Linked DNA regions of Homo sapiens: regions 1 and 2 are each linked to region 3. A link is a contact called in ENCODE Hi-C data. All regions are on one chromosome and are shown on one strand. The core of a region is the stretch at or near the end of the contact, and the rest is flanking DNA. Distances in the headings are between cores, read along the strand shown. Region 1 overlaps MOB3B (MOB kinase activator 3B). Region 2 overlaps MOB3B (MOB kinase activator 3B). Region 3 has its middle 150 kb from the start of CAAP1.

Region 1 (4,649 bases), core at 285-2,784, 610 kb before region 3:
GAATGGCGTGAACCCGGGAGGCAGAGCTTGCAGTGAGCCGAGATCACGCCACTGCAGTCCGGCCTGGGCAAAAGAGCGAGACTCCGTCTCAAAAAAAAAAAAAAAGAAGAAAAAGAAAAAAACTATGCTCTCAAGAAATTTACAATACAGTCTGAAAAATATAAAATAATAAATGTCACCCATTTTTGACCCTCAAAGGATGATGAAGGAGTCAGGCATTTGGCTTCACATTCTAGTTGTACATTTTTTAGAATTGAATGCAGCTGGGGCCAGAAGGGCAGCATTTGTCCAGCCAGTTTCCCTTAGAACATTGGCATTCCCAGAGTTCCCACGCCACCGGTGGGACATTCTTGGTGTCATGCCTTGGGATTCCACAGTATGGAACTCTGAGACCCCCCCACCACCTCATCTTTCCCTCTGCCTTGCCTCCACCATGCACAGCCACACATCTCTTTGTTGCTTTTGTCTCACGTGGACTGAGTATCTACCACACAGGTTGTGCTGAGGATCCATGCAGCACCCTACTGGGGTAGGAGAGTCAGTATCATACAGTGCCTAAGAAAAGTCTTAGACTCTGTGGGTTCCAACCCTGGACCCTGCATTTACTAACGTGCAAACTTGAGCAAGATATATGGCTTTTCAAAGCTTCATTTTCCTCATCCATAGCATGGGTATAATAATAAGAGTTATAAAAATTAAATGGGTTAGTCACGTGGAAGTGCTTAAGAAATGTTAGCTAAGTGAGACAATGACTGTAACAGTAGCTGGGCTGTAGTTAGTGGATGTTCCTGAATTCTGTCTTCCCTAGCTCCCATGACCTCTTTTCTGTCTTAACGATTGATTCCCTAGGTAGACTCCTAGCAAATGTAGTTAATTGTATTTGTATCAGTCACTCCCATGGGATTGTCAACTCTTTGAGGGCTGGGAATATAAAGGACATATTCCTGCATTGCTTAGGGTTCCTGGTACCTAATAAATGCTTAATATGTTTTTGAATTGGGGAGAGTACTTTAAGGATGATGCACCTCCATTCAAAGGGATTACACACTGGTCACTCTCTTCAATACGCCCCTTATCTCAGAACATGCATGCAGACCTCCACTTACCCATTTCCATGTTGGGACTAATGCTTCATCCTGTCAGATTAGCAATAGACATTAAAAGCAAAATAAGACAGAGAGCAGGGATGCATCATAAGCTTTAGGTCTCACAGAGAAAGACGAGGCCTCAACTCTTAGTCATTCTCTGTTCCAAATTCCAGATAGATCACCCAGGAAATCTTGAATCCTCTCACACTGCTTTTGTGCCCTGGTGTGTCAGGCAAAGGATAACCAACCCTCTCTGTTTTAGCAGTGAAATTCTCATGTCCTAGGAAAACTCTTGGTGTCTGTCAAACTAGGACGGTTGGTCACCCTATCAGGCCTCTGAGTGGGAATACAGTTTGGAATTCAGAAGCTGGGAAGAGGTCACCCTGGCTAGCCTGGTGAAGACCAGCACATCCATCCACCCCCAGAGCTTGCCTCATGGCTCCCATTGGGACCTGCTGTTCAGCCGCTATGGCTGGCAGCCTGGGAACCCAGGCAAACACATGCCATTTCACTTGGTCTCCAGCAGGGAGGGGGAGCCTGGCACACTGACACAGACACAGACGTGACAGATCATCCATTGCTCATGTAAATGCAACAGCTGAAGATAACTTGAACTGAAGCAAGTTCCTTGTTGGAGGAAACAGCCCAAATGATGCTGATAATTAGAAAATGGGCCAGGCCCTGATTGAATAAGCAGGCTGCTGTTGGCCCTTGGCTGCCAGGGAGTCAGCTGACACAATTAAGCTAATCAGAATTATCATTAGCAAGCACGAATAGCCCGCAGTGTTTTGTTGGCCTTTCACTGAAAACAAAAGCAGACTCAGAGAGGGCTGTTAGCAATGCAGTAGTTGTGAATGAAGAGCTGATTAGGGCAGGGGGAGGACAGAGATTCGTGAGGTGGGGAGGACAGACAGGAGGGGACTTGTTTACCCTAATGCACCTGCTAACCCCTGGGTGACCTTGGTCCAGGACCTTCTCATTCTCTCTCCAAGGCTCCATTTTCTTGTTTCTAACAATGAAAGTGATTATACCACCACCTACCTTGTAGAGCTGCTGCTGTGAAAACCAATGTTACCACAGAGCTGTTCTGTTACCTTATAGCAGGGTGCTTGGACCATAGGGGTTTCTCAGGAGTCCACACACACACACGTGCATCAGAATCTCCTGGAGGAAGTACTTCATAAGTACATTCTTGGGCCTCACCCCAGATACACTAAATCAGAATTATTAAGATTAGTGCCTAGTACCAAGCACCCTCAGTCTGCATCTCAAACTTTAATGTGCATGTGAATCACCAGGGATCTTGCTGAAATGCAAGTTCTGATTCAGTACATCTGAGAGGAGGAGACTCGAGAATGTTCATTTTGCTCCCAGATGATATCGATGCTGCTGGTTCCCAGACCACACGTTGAGGGAAAAGACCCTAGATGACAATTACCCTCAAATGTGAGAATTACCATTTTTAGCACTTCATCTCTTCTCCTCTAGGATTGGGAGTTAGCTCAGTGGGGTGGGGAAGTAAAGCAAAAAGGAGAAAAATCTGAAGATCAGTGTTTGCCAAGAGAGCTCCTCAAAATGCCAGTCCTGAGTGATGGTCAGTGAAAACAGACTTCCTTCTGTGGTCAAATGAGTTTACAAAATACTACATCGTCTCCACCCTTGAAGATTTACAGTGTACAATAGCATATCAAAGCCTTTGAGAAGGTATCCAGTAAAGAAACTTGTTCAATTTTGTGTAGCCCGCCCAATTTAACTGCATTTGGCTACTGGACTTTTTTCTTTTGCTATCACTCATTGACATCTTAGAGATATCATGATCCATGGAACACACTCTGGGCAGCACTGCTCATCTTTGTGATGTGATGTGTCTCTAGATTTTTCTATTTTCCTCATGCCTCCACCCTGGCCTCAAACCACACAGCCACCACTGCCGCATGGAGAGGGAGGTGGGAAGGAAGTGAAACTCCATATGGGAGGGCTTCACACACACACAGGAAGTGCAGTCCTTTTCATTGTTGCTCCTCATCCTCCCACATCATCATATGACAGACACCCCTTCGTGGAATTCTTACCATGTGCATGACGCACAAGCATTTTCAAGAAATAATTAATAACTTCATTTCTTCAGTTCCAGATAATCTGTTAGTTCCTCTTGACATATATTATTTCATCTCCTCACACTTGTTACTTTTTTTTTTTTTTTTTTTTGAGACAGGGTCTCACTCTGTCACCCAGGCTGGTGTGATCATGGCTCACTGCATCCTCTAGCCTCCTGGGCTCAAGTGATCCTCCCACCTCAGCCTCCTAAGTAGCTGGGGCTACAAACACATGTCACCACACCTGGCTAATTTTTAAATTTTTTGTAGAGACAGGGTCTCACTACGTTTCCCAGGCTGGTCTGGAACTCCTGAGCTCAAGTGATCCTTCTGCCTTGACCTCCCAAAGTGCTGGGATTACAGATGGTACCTGGCCAGACTTGTTACTATTATTTCCAGCAGATGTGATGGGCAGTTTCTCAACATCTGAACCACATTCCTCTCCATCCCTTATCACTGCCATTTTGTCACACCAAAGTGCATGTCCCACCCCCAGTGTGTAGGTGCCTCTTGGCTAATGATTGAGATTTATGGTAGGCTCTACCACCAAAACTATCCTCTAAAAACGGGTGCTTTTTAGAACAATTTGAAGACCAAAGATTTGGAAAGCCTTGTCTCATAAAGGCCCAGCCACAAGCCTATCCAGGCCCCAGAATACACTGACCTCATGTTGCCCTAAGAGGTAGCCAGGCCACACATACACTTCTCTCAGAGTTGCTTGGGTGAGTGCAGCAGCCAAGGTTGGCCTGCAATGGTAAGATCAAGTCAGGACTGTGAAAAGAAGCAGAACCTCTCGCATGAGCCAGAGCTACTCCCTAAAGTAGCCAGCAATGAAGAGCCATTGTGGGGCTTTTGAAAGGACCTTTTCTTTTGAAACATCATCTGTACAGAGGCCTCTGGGTTGCTTCTTGTCAGGCGGCTTCCTTGGCCTTCAGCCAGAAGGCTTGATGTGGACTCAGCCATTATAGAAGAAAGAGCTGCAGCCTGTGAAGCTGACAGTTTGGCCTTTACAATGGCATTTCCACTATTATGCTACCACATTAGTTACCACATGGGGCAAGGCATGTAATGGCTCTGAGCCTCAGTTTCCCCACCTGTAAAAGACATCATCCCTAGAATCCTCCCAGCCTGACCTACAGAGATTACTGATGGGTCACTACTAAGATTACTGACCTACTGGGATTACTACTGATATGATGTGTCAGCAGCCCTGTCATCTTTCATCCAAGACAACCGTTTCTCTTTGCTTAGAGAGCCCTTCATGGATTAAAGCCCACTGTGGGCCAGGCGTGGTGGCTCACGCCTGTAATCCCAACACTTTGGGAGGCCTAGGCGGGTGGATCACCTGAGGTCAGGAGTTCCAGACCAGCCTGGCCAAAATGGTGAAACCCCATCTCTACTAAAAATACAAAAATTAGCCAGGCGTGGTGTCAGGTGCCCATAATCCCAGCTACTCAGGAGGCTG
Region 2 (4,412 bases), core at 137-2,636, 630 kb before region 3:
TCTGGGAATCCACTCTGCTGAGAAGCAATGCAGGAGATGGTAACATGCAACCAGAGATGAAAACCATCTTCCCTTGCCTGAATCCCCGCTCCAACAACCCTTGCAAGTGGTCTCCGGGCTTCTTCTTGAACACCTCCAGCCTGGGGAGCTCACTATCACCTGAGACAATGCATCCCATTTTGGACACCTTAGGCAATGTAAATTTGTCTTCATGCTGACCTAAAGGAAGGGGTTCCTTCTGACCCTGAGGAGGCAGAACAGAGCAGTGGAAAGAGAGCAAGCTTTGAGCTTTGAGCTCAGAAGACGTGGGCTAGAATTCCACTCTAGCACTTGTTAGCTTTGTGGCCCTGGATAAGTGGTTTGCAATTTTCTTTTCCCTTTCCTCTTCCAAATGACCTTCTTTCAAATATTTGAGCCCTATCCTTCCAGTCTTCTCCTAGCCTCCCTGTGTGATAAGACCTTCATTTCCTTTATCACTTTGGTCACATGCCCAGCTCTGCCCATGCACATGCAATACTCAAAGATGCACAGGATTCCCCAGGTGTGGTTCTGGGTCAGGGAGTCATCAGGGCTGGCAAGGGCTGGGAGAATGGACCAGAAAGCCATAGAGTGAGATACAGGGGGAAGAAGAACACAGACTGGCACACCAGATCCCCGGCCCTCACCTTCACGGTCCTTTGGCCAAGCTGCCCCCTGGTTCCAATAGTTCTGGGACTAAACCCTGGCTTTTGCCCTTGCGCCAGGAGTAGTGGTGAATGTAATCATTCTGGCCACATCATTGAGGGAACTAGATGGGATCAGGGCCAGCTTTGCCTCCTGTTCACTTTGTCCAGAGCTGACATCAGAGCCTGCTGGAGAGTAGGTGAGCAGCAATATGTGTCCCTTTTTACCCATGTCCAGATGCAGCATCCATCCTTATGACCTCATTCCCTCCCCAGCTGAGATTCATTCTCAGTCACACACAGTCTTTTCAGTCTAGAAGCAAAGACTCTTCTACTCATTGTGTAGGTCAGAAAGAGAAATGCAAAGGTTTTGAGATCTGATTTCTGACCTGAAGATCCTTATTACTAGCTATGTGTCTTCAGAAAGTTTAACCTCTCTTAGTTTCAGTTCCTTCATCTGTAAAAATTGAGACATAAGTAGCCCATACCTCATAGATTGCAGGAAGAATTAAATGATGTGGTGTATACAAACTCTTAGTCTAAGTGATTGATGTGTGTTGGCTTCTTGGGGGAAGGAGAGGTGACAGTGAATGATTTCTTACCCCACTACCTGTGAGAGCAGAGCAAGACAGGCTGGGCTTGCCCATCACCCTGCCCTTCAACCCCCTGTGGGGGACCTAGGGTTCAAATGAACGTCACTATCCACACTTCTGTAAAGTTGGCCAGTGTTACTCTGGGGCAAACCTAAATAGAATGTCAAACGGAATTTGAATTTTACAGAGGAAATGTGAAAGTCTTAGAGAACATTTCGCTAGTTTTTAAAACTTTTTATAGGTCACAGTTCAGTTGCCTTGCAGTTTCATGAACTTTGCCAGTGTTTTCAATTTAGCATAAAAAGTGTGGTCAGATTTGTATAAACCTCACCTGGGAACTTGTTTGAAGCACAAGTTCTCAGACCCCTCCCCAGACTCACTGAAACTCTGGGGGTGCAGCTCAGCAGTCTGTGTTCAGTGAGCACTCCAGGTGCTTCTCAGGGCTCCCGTTTGAGAACACTGGTCTAGGTGTTAGAAGGGTGGTCCCCTCCCTTCTCCCCTTCCTCCCACCCCTGGCAGTTTTGAGGTCCAGATGACCAAGCCCGGCTCTCTAGCCGTGTATTTTCAGCACTTCCGTAGTGTGAAGACAGCTCCTGAGAGAATGACTCATCGTCTCATCCTGGGAGATTCATGTATTTGTGTCACAGCAGGTGTAATCTAAATCCAAGCCTAGGCCTGGAAAAGAGTTAGGAAACAAACATCTGTTTTGGGTGTTCAGACTGACAGATCAGTTGTCTCCCTCCACCTCGGAGGCTTCCTTCCTGATCTCCTGACCACAGTAATAGTTCTCTGATGGCTAATGAAAATAGCAAATTTTATCAAGTTCTACCTTTTGGAAAATACCATTCATTATTTTCCCTTTAATCCTCACAACAGCCCAACAAGGTAGATGCTATTAAGATCCTTATGTCCTTCACAGTGAAACAGCCTCAGAGAGGCTAAGTCATTTGCCCAAGATCGTGTAGCTAATAAATGGGAGACGAGAGACTTGAGTTCAAGTCAGACACCAGATTCTGTAAATCTTCAGCCAGACTTCCCACTTGGTTAAGCAAGCTAGATCCTTGAGCCAGGAATATTCTAGGCCTGTGGTTCTTAAAATTTGTCATGGATCAAGATTTCTGGAGGACATCTTAAAGCACAGATTGCTGGACCCTTGTCCCCAAGTGTTAGATTCAGTGCTGCTAGGTTGAGGCCTGGGAATTTGCATTTCTAGCAAGCTCCCAGATATTGCTGGTGCTGCTGGTCCGGAGACCACACTTAAAGAATCACTTCTGTAGGCCAGTATTTCTCAACCAGGGCTGTACATTAGAATCATCTGAGGAACTTCAGATTCAATTGTTCTAGTGTGAGACACTGCCATTCTATTTTTTTATGTTCCCTGGATAATTCTAATGCACAGCCAGGGTTGAGAACCACTGCTATACTCAAAGGAAGACTACTAATTCCTTTTTATAGCTTTGGTTCTTGAGTCCTGTGTCCATTTTTTTCTAACGGCAGCATGCATACTTCTGGGAAACTCAGTGTGTGCAACGGGTACCAACACTGCAAGACAAATAGTGCTCATTCATTTCATTTCAATATTTTCTATGAAACAAACATCTATTGTGGAGTATAATGCAAAGTGTTCATGAACTCTTAATGTAAAATGTAATGTAAATGGGATTTAGTCCACTCCTAAGAATTTAGCCAAGGAAAATTGTCAGGACCAACTGTCAAAGATATGTACAAGAAGAGGCATCTAAGTATTACTTTGTCTTGATAATTGCTGAGTCTGTGTGATGGTTATATGGTGATTCATTGTTCAAAGAATATCTAATACTTATGTCAAGTACAAAAAGGAGGATACAAACTGAATATTTAGTATGACTCTAATTGTACTTTTAACAAAACTATATACATACACACACAGAAAAAAGACTGGAAGATAACACAACAAAATATTACCAGTGATTATTTCTTGATGGGATTATGGGTGATAATGATAACATTTTCTAATTTTTAAACAATATTACTTTTATGATTAGACCAAAAGAATTTGTGTAGGCAGTCACCTATTCTTGTAAATACATTCTACAATGTCTGCCTGAAATACAAAGCATGCATTTGTAGATTAGAAGTTTTTTCAGAGAATTAGAAAGCATCTTACAATTGTTAATTAAGGTCCCAATGGGTGCTAATGCCTTTGGGACCTGGAAATGTGAGAATCATCATAGGAACCTAGGGAGATTGTGCTGGGCAAAAGGGCTTTTGCTCTGCAAGGTGGTTCTTCTAATGGGGTTAGGCAGCAGGGGTTGCTAGAGGCTCCTCAGGATGCATGGGGTGAGTGTGGGGCTTTTGTCCTCTCCTCTAGCGAGTACACACTCCTCCACAGTGCTTCTGTGTGACATCACCAAAGCATCCACTATAATTAATGTATCATAGATCAAATGCACCCTAGTAAAGGGAATTTAGCAATGTCCATGTAGTGTGCAAATATGCAGGAGGTAAGAAAGTTAAGCATATGTAACTCAAGGACCACCTATGAATGTTAATAAAGAAAGAACATATGGAGAAAACTCTTGTATTGCAAAACATGAAGCCCATGTGCCTTCATCATCCCCAGAAGTCTGTCTGTTCATGCTCCCTGGGATTCCGTTCAGAAAACAAGTAAATGGTGCCTTCTGCACATTTATGTTAAACGGAGAACCAAAAAGAGTGACTACCCCACTCCAGTGCTTGCTGGGGCTGGGAGAACAAAGAAGCTGCAAGTATGAGGTACTCAAAGACAGTGTTACTAGGGTAATGATTTTCCAGTATGGCCAAAAGACATCTTCTATGCAACCAAGCCTCACCTGGCCTTACAAAACAAAAGTGGTTTGGCCAGAGCTTGAATAACAGCTGGGATGGATGGCCCAATGTAAAGGAGCAGGTGGCAGGCCAGTGGACCCCACTCTGGGGTGGCCCCATGGTGGACAGAGCCCCTGCTCCCTAAAATGGCCAACACCTGTCCCAAGGAAGGCCACCTAGCCAGAAGTGCCCACCATCTGCTGTAATCAAATTTGCAATCACAGGTAACTTTTCCTCTCAAGGGTCCAGCTGGCAATATAAATAAATGGAATGAATGGGGCTCCTCAGATGAGTACAGCATCTTCCATGTATGGGGAGCAGACATTACTGA
Region 3 (4,484 bases), core at 936-3,435:
TTTAGTAAGAAGAATTGGCTCACATGGTCACAGAGGTGGAGAAGTCCCAGGTTAGGACAACTGCAGGCCGGAGAACCAGAGAAGCTGGTAGCGTGGCCCAGTCCAAGTCCAAAGCCTCAGAATGAGAAAAGCCAACAATGTAGGCTCAAGGACCCCCTGGAATGTTGCTGGGACAAGTCCCAGAGTCCAAAAGCCAAAGGACCTGGGAGTCTGATGTCCAAAGGCAGGAAGAGAAAAAATATCCTGCTCTGGAAAGGAGAGAGAAAACAGAGTGAGTCCCCCTTCTTCTGCCTATTTGTGCCGGCCTGGCCCCCTGCTGTCTGGTTGTTGTGCCAGCATTGAGGGGATTTTCCTCTCCCAGTTCACTGACCCATGGAAACACCCTTACACACAAACACAGAAACAGTGCTTCACCAGCTACTGGACATCCCTAAATCCAGTCACTTTGACACCTGAAATTAACGAGCACATGTATCTTGAGAAAACAAGTCAAGATTCTGATGTGGAAAGGAAACTCAGAGTCTGGTGAGTTACCAGATACTTGACCATGGAGGAGACCGAGACTTTGCAAACCAGGGAAGGAAACTGTGCTAGTCCGTTCTCACACTGCTGTGAAGAAATAACTGGGACTGGGTAATTAATAAAGGAAAGTGGTTTAATTGACTCACAGTTCCACATGGCTGGGAAGGCCTCAGGAAACTCACAATCATGGTGGAAGGGGATGCAAACACGTCCTTCTTCACAGGGCAGCAGGAGAAAGAAGTGCTGAGCAAAGGGGGAAAAGCCCATTGTAAAACCATCAGATCTCGTGAGAACTTACTCACCATCACGAGAACAGCGTGAGGGTAACTCCCCCCATGATTAAATTACCTCCCACCAGGTCCCTTCCGTGACAGTGGAGATTATGGGAACCATAATTCAAGATGAGATTTTGATGGGGACATAGCCAAACCATATCAGAAACTCCCGCAGCAAGGTCAGGTGTGAAAATAAGCTACAGGAAACATACTCAGATTTTGAATTTATACAACTAATCTAAGTCAGATAGATGGATTGATTTATTTTTAACTCCCTGTCTTGATTTGTAATAAAAATGTAATAAATTAGGTGGAATAGTACGCTATTTGAAACGCAACACAGATGAGGAAGCTTATTGCTCAAAGCCACACAGAATGAAAGAAATCATTGTCTAAAATCACAGAACTGTGACGCATCAGTCATTAACTGAAAGTTTTTGTAAACACAATTCTCATTTTTCAATTGAGATACAATGAGGAGATATTAGAAACATATTTTGATAACTTACCTTTACTATTCCCAGAGGAGCTACTGCCCTGATGCCTTCCTCTTGCTAAGTAGCAGTTCGTTGGTTTGTAGTCATTCTCCCTTAACCATAGGGGATACATTCCAAGACCCCCAGTGGATGCCTGAAACCTCAGGTAGTACCAAATCCTATACATAATTTTTTTTCCTATAATGTATACATACCTATGATAAGGTTTATAAATGTAGCACAGTAAGAGATTAACAACAACAATAAAATTGAACAGTTATAATAATATACTGTAATAAAAGTTATGTGGGGCTGGGTGTGGTGGCTCATGCCTGTAATCCCAGCACTTTGGGAGGCTGAGGCGGGCAGATCACCTGAGGTCAGGAGTTTGAGACCAGCCTGGCCAACATGGCGGAACTCCATCTCTACTAAAAAAAAACCAAAAATTAGCCAGGTGTGATGGTGCATGCCTGTAATCCCAGCTACTTGGGAGGCTGAGGCACGAGAATCACTTGAACCCCAGAGGTAAAGGTTGCAGCAAGTCGAGATTGTGCCACTGCATTCCAACCTGGGGGATAGAGCAAGACTCTGTGTCTCAAAAAAAAAAAGTTATGTGAATGTGGTCTCTCTCTCTCTCAAATCATCTTATTGTACTGTACTCACCTATTTTCAGGTGGTGGTTGTCTATAGATAACTAAAACCATGAAAAGTGAAACCAGGGTCTACTGTGAATACAGCCTAAGGGTCAGAGTGAGAAAATGCTTAACTCCTTTCCTTTCTTAACCTGATGTGTTTTCTTCTTATTTGAGTAAACTGATTTACATTTCCTTTCCCTGAAATAGGTGATCCTTTCACAGACCGGAAGAATGCGGATGGTCAACATGCTTACTCAAAGAGCTGAGTCATAGGCCATAGGGCTTAGTGGAAAGAAAGCTAGGATAGTTGTGAGTATGCCTAACTGTGTGTGATCTTGGGAAACTTATTTAACATCTCTGAGACTATATCCTCACCTGTAAAATGGAGCAATTAATATCTTTAGGGCAGGGTTGTTGTTAGGATAAGAGAAAATACATGTAAACGTATGACATTTAGTTGATGCTTAATAAATGGTAGCTAATTTTCCTTTTATGATTGTAAGGAGTTGAGATGCAAATTGCAATGCCACTGAGAAGGGAAACCAATTAACCAATGAGGAATATAAAAATAGAAGTAAAACCAGAAAGACGAAACCATGAACTCACAGAATCTGTAGATGTGCTTTGGTGAAGGAATAGCTTTGTTTACCTGAAGCAGCTAAGCTGTATTTTGTTTTGAGAAGAATAGAGTGATATCATGTAAAGGGGCCCAGATGAGACTGGAAACATGGGTTCTAGGTCCACTTCTTCTGTGGATGGTATGACCTTGAACAAGTCACTTAAATGTAAAGAAAGGATATTGAGTGACTCTCTCAAATTCCTTCCAGTCCTATGATAATGGAGGCCTGGAAACAGGAAGAGTAGAGTTTGGATGCAGACACACAAAAAATCTTATTTTGGATCCCAGCTCTTTAAGCCTGTTTCTTTCTGTAAAATAGTATAAAGATCTATATTTTGGTGAGGTTATTGAGAAGAACTACGTAGTAGACTACGAAGTTGCCTCACAGTGTGATAAGCATTTTTCTATTTCCCTTCCATTCCTTTTAGCCACATTATATGTCAAGAACTACATCTCAGGCTTCTTAGTTGAGGAGACATGTATGAAATCAGCCTTTGATAAGTGTTGGCTGATAATGATTTTATTTGTTTCTGTAAGGCCTTGCCCACCCAGAGAGAACTCCCTTCTTTTTTGTGGCATTTCATCTTCCTATTTACTTGTTCCAAAATTCCTTTCACTAGGTTATTCCTGACTTAGACAACCAAGGCAAAGCATTGTCTGTTGATGACCATGTCACCAAAAGCGGGATGAGGATACTGAGGTGTTTGTGTGTGCGTAGGTCTTTTACCATTTTGTATTAACCAGATTAGTTCAAATTAAGTACTTGTTCTTGGGAAAGGAAAGAAACTTTTAGCAAGACGAGCAGTATAGTGTCATATGTAGTAGGCTTAGAGTTAGCCAAACTTGGGTTCGAATCTGACCTCCCATTTCCTAGTTCTGTCCCACTTAACCCCTCTAAGAATCAATTTCCTGAGTCTTGTGGGGCTAATAACACTATTCATTTCATAGCATTATTGTAGGGATTAAATAAGATGATATTTGTGATATACTTTGCGTAATACTTGGCATAAAGTAAATGCTTAATAAACAGAACTGTGTGTTTCAGGCCGAACACATACTTTGGTTAAATAAAATTTATGAGAGGCCATTGTTTTGAAGTAAGTTCTGACATTAGGCCCTAATAGAACAGACCAAACCAAAATGGGGTCACTCATGCTAAGGTTCCATGTTACCAAATTGAATTCGTCATTCAACCTTCTGAGAAATCAAGAGAGAGAGATGACAGCCGCAACACTCAAACAGGCCAGTTTTAGCCAGTATGATAAGGAAGTCCCCTCTGCTTTAATTCTTATAAAGAAGGTAACCTGAAGTGACCTGATGTTAACCAATCTGTTTTTTTCTTTTGTATTATGCTATTTCCTTGTTCCTGTTCAAGGTACCTTATGAAAACTGAATGTTCTGCCATGCCCAATGGAGTGTCTTTTATAAATCTTTAGATGAGATGCTGGCCAATTCATGAATCACTAATAAAAGCCAATTAGATCCCTTAACTAAATTTTTTGAAATAAAAAGAAAAATGATTTTAGAGATGAAGAGAGTGAGGCTCGGGGGAATCAGGAAACTCATCTAGGCTGCTGCACCATAGGAAAAATAGGTCTTTGGTCTCCTGACTCCCAAGGCTGGAATTTCTATTTGTCTTTCTATTTCATCACTGTTCTGAAGTTAGAATTTAAGAATCACTGCAATACATCTGCTAATGTAATATATTTATAAAATACATGAATCATATTTCTGATGAATTTCTCTATTCACAATGCTTAGTATCTACAAACTCTGAATAATAAAAAGGAAGTCTGTTTCAGGTGGTATTAATAGTTTATCAAGGAGAAAATAACTGAATATCGTATTAGCATCATTTTCCTTTTACAGAATCTGGCTACTGCCCCCTGGTGCTAATAATATGTAATTACACTTCATGAAAGTTGCATTCAGCATTTAGGTTTGAGTCAAATGTTGA

Evidence for each region. A loop is a pair of places that touch in the nucleus more often than their neighbours do. Pooled maps may share reads with other maps.
Region 1: a pooled map shows a loop between it and region 3 (13-fold over the local background). The contact joins two enhancer-like sites. A Hi-C loop is called at or near these places in 4 of 37 single-sample maps with no recorded cell type and 4 of 50 pooled maps.
Region 2: a loop to region 3 is called in a pooled map, with 11 times the contacts of the local background. The contact joins two enhancer-like sites. A Hi-C loop is called at or near these places in 4 of 37 single-sample maps with no recorded cell type and 4 of 50 pooled maps.

What each region holds. Positions count from the first base shown.
Region 1 is chr9:27,351,019-27,355,667 of GRCh38, reverse strand. The region is part of intron 3 of MOB3B (MOB kinase activator 3B); the gene reads left to right. Among named protein-coding and RNA genes, the nearest start is that of EQTN, 56 kb to the right of the region's middle. RefSeq lists an enhancer at 1,075-2,056. Within about 2 kb of position 1,534, at least 9 of the 41 ENCODE cell types and tissues checked have a DNase peak (open chromatin) inside an H3K27ac peak, as active enhancers do.
Region 2 is chr9:27,374,810-27,379,221 of GRCh38, reverse strand. All of the region lies in intron 2 of MOB3B (MOB kinase activator 3B), which reads left to right. Among named protein-coding and RNA genes, the nearest start is that of EQTN, 80 kb to the right of the region's middle. Within about 2 kb of position 1,386, at least 6 of the 41 ENCODE cell types and tissues checked have a DNase peak (open chromatin) inside an H3K27ac peak, as active enhancers do.
Region 3 is chr9:26,744,497-26,748,980 of GRCh38, reverse strand. No RefSeq gene overlaps it. Among named protein-coding and RNA genes, the nearest start is that of CAAP1, 150 kb to the left of the region's middle. RefSeq lists a silencer at 2,009-2,098 and enhancers at 1,082-2,281, 1,856-2,535. Within about 2 kb of position 2,185, at least 3 of the 41 ENCODE cell types and tissues checked have a DNase peak (open chromatin) inside an H3K27ac peak, as active enhancers do.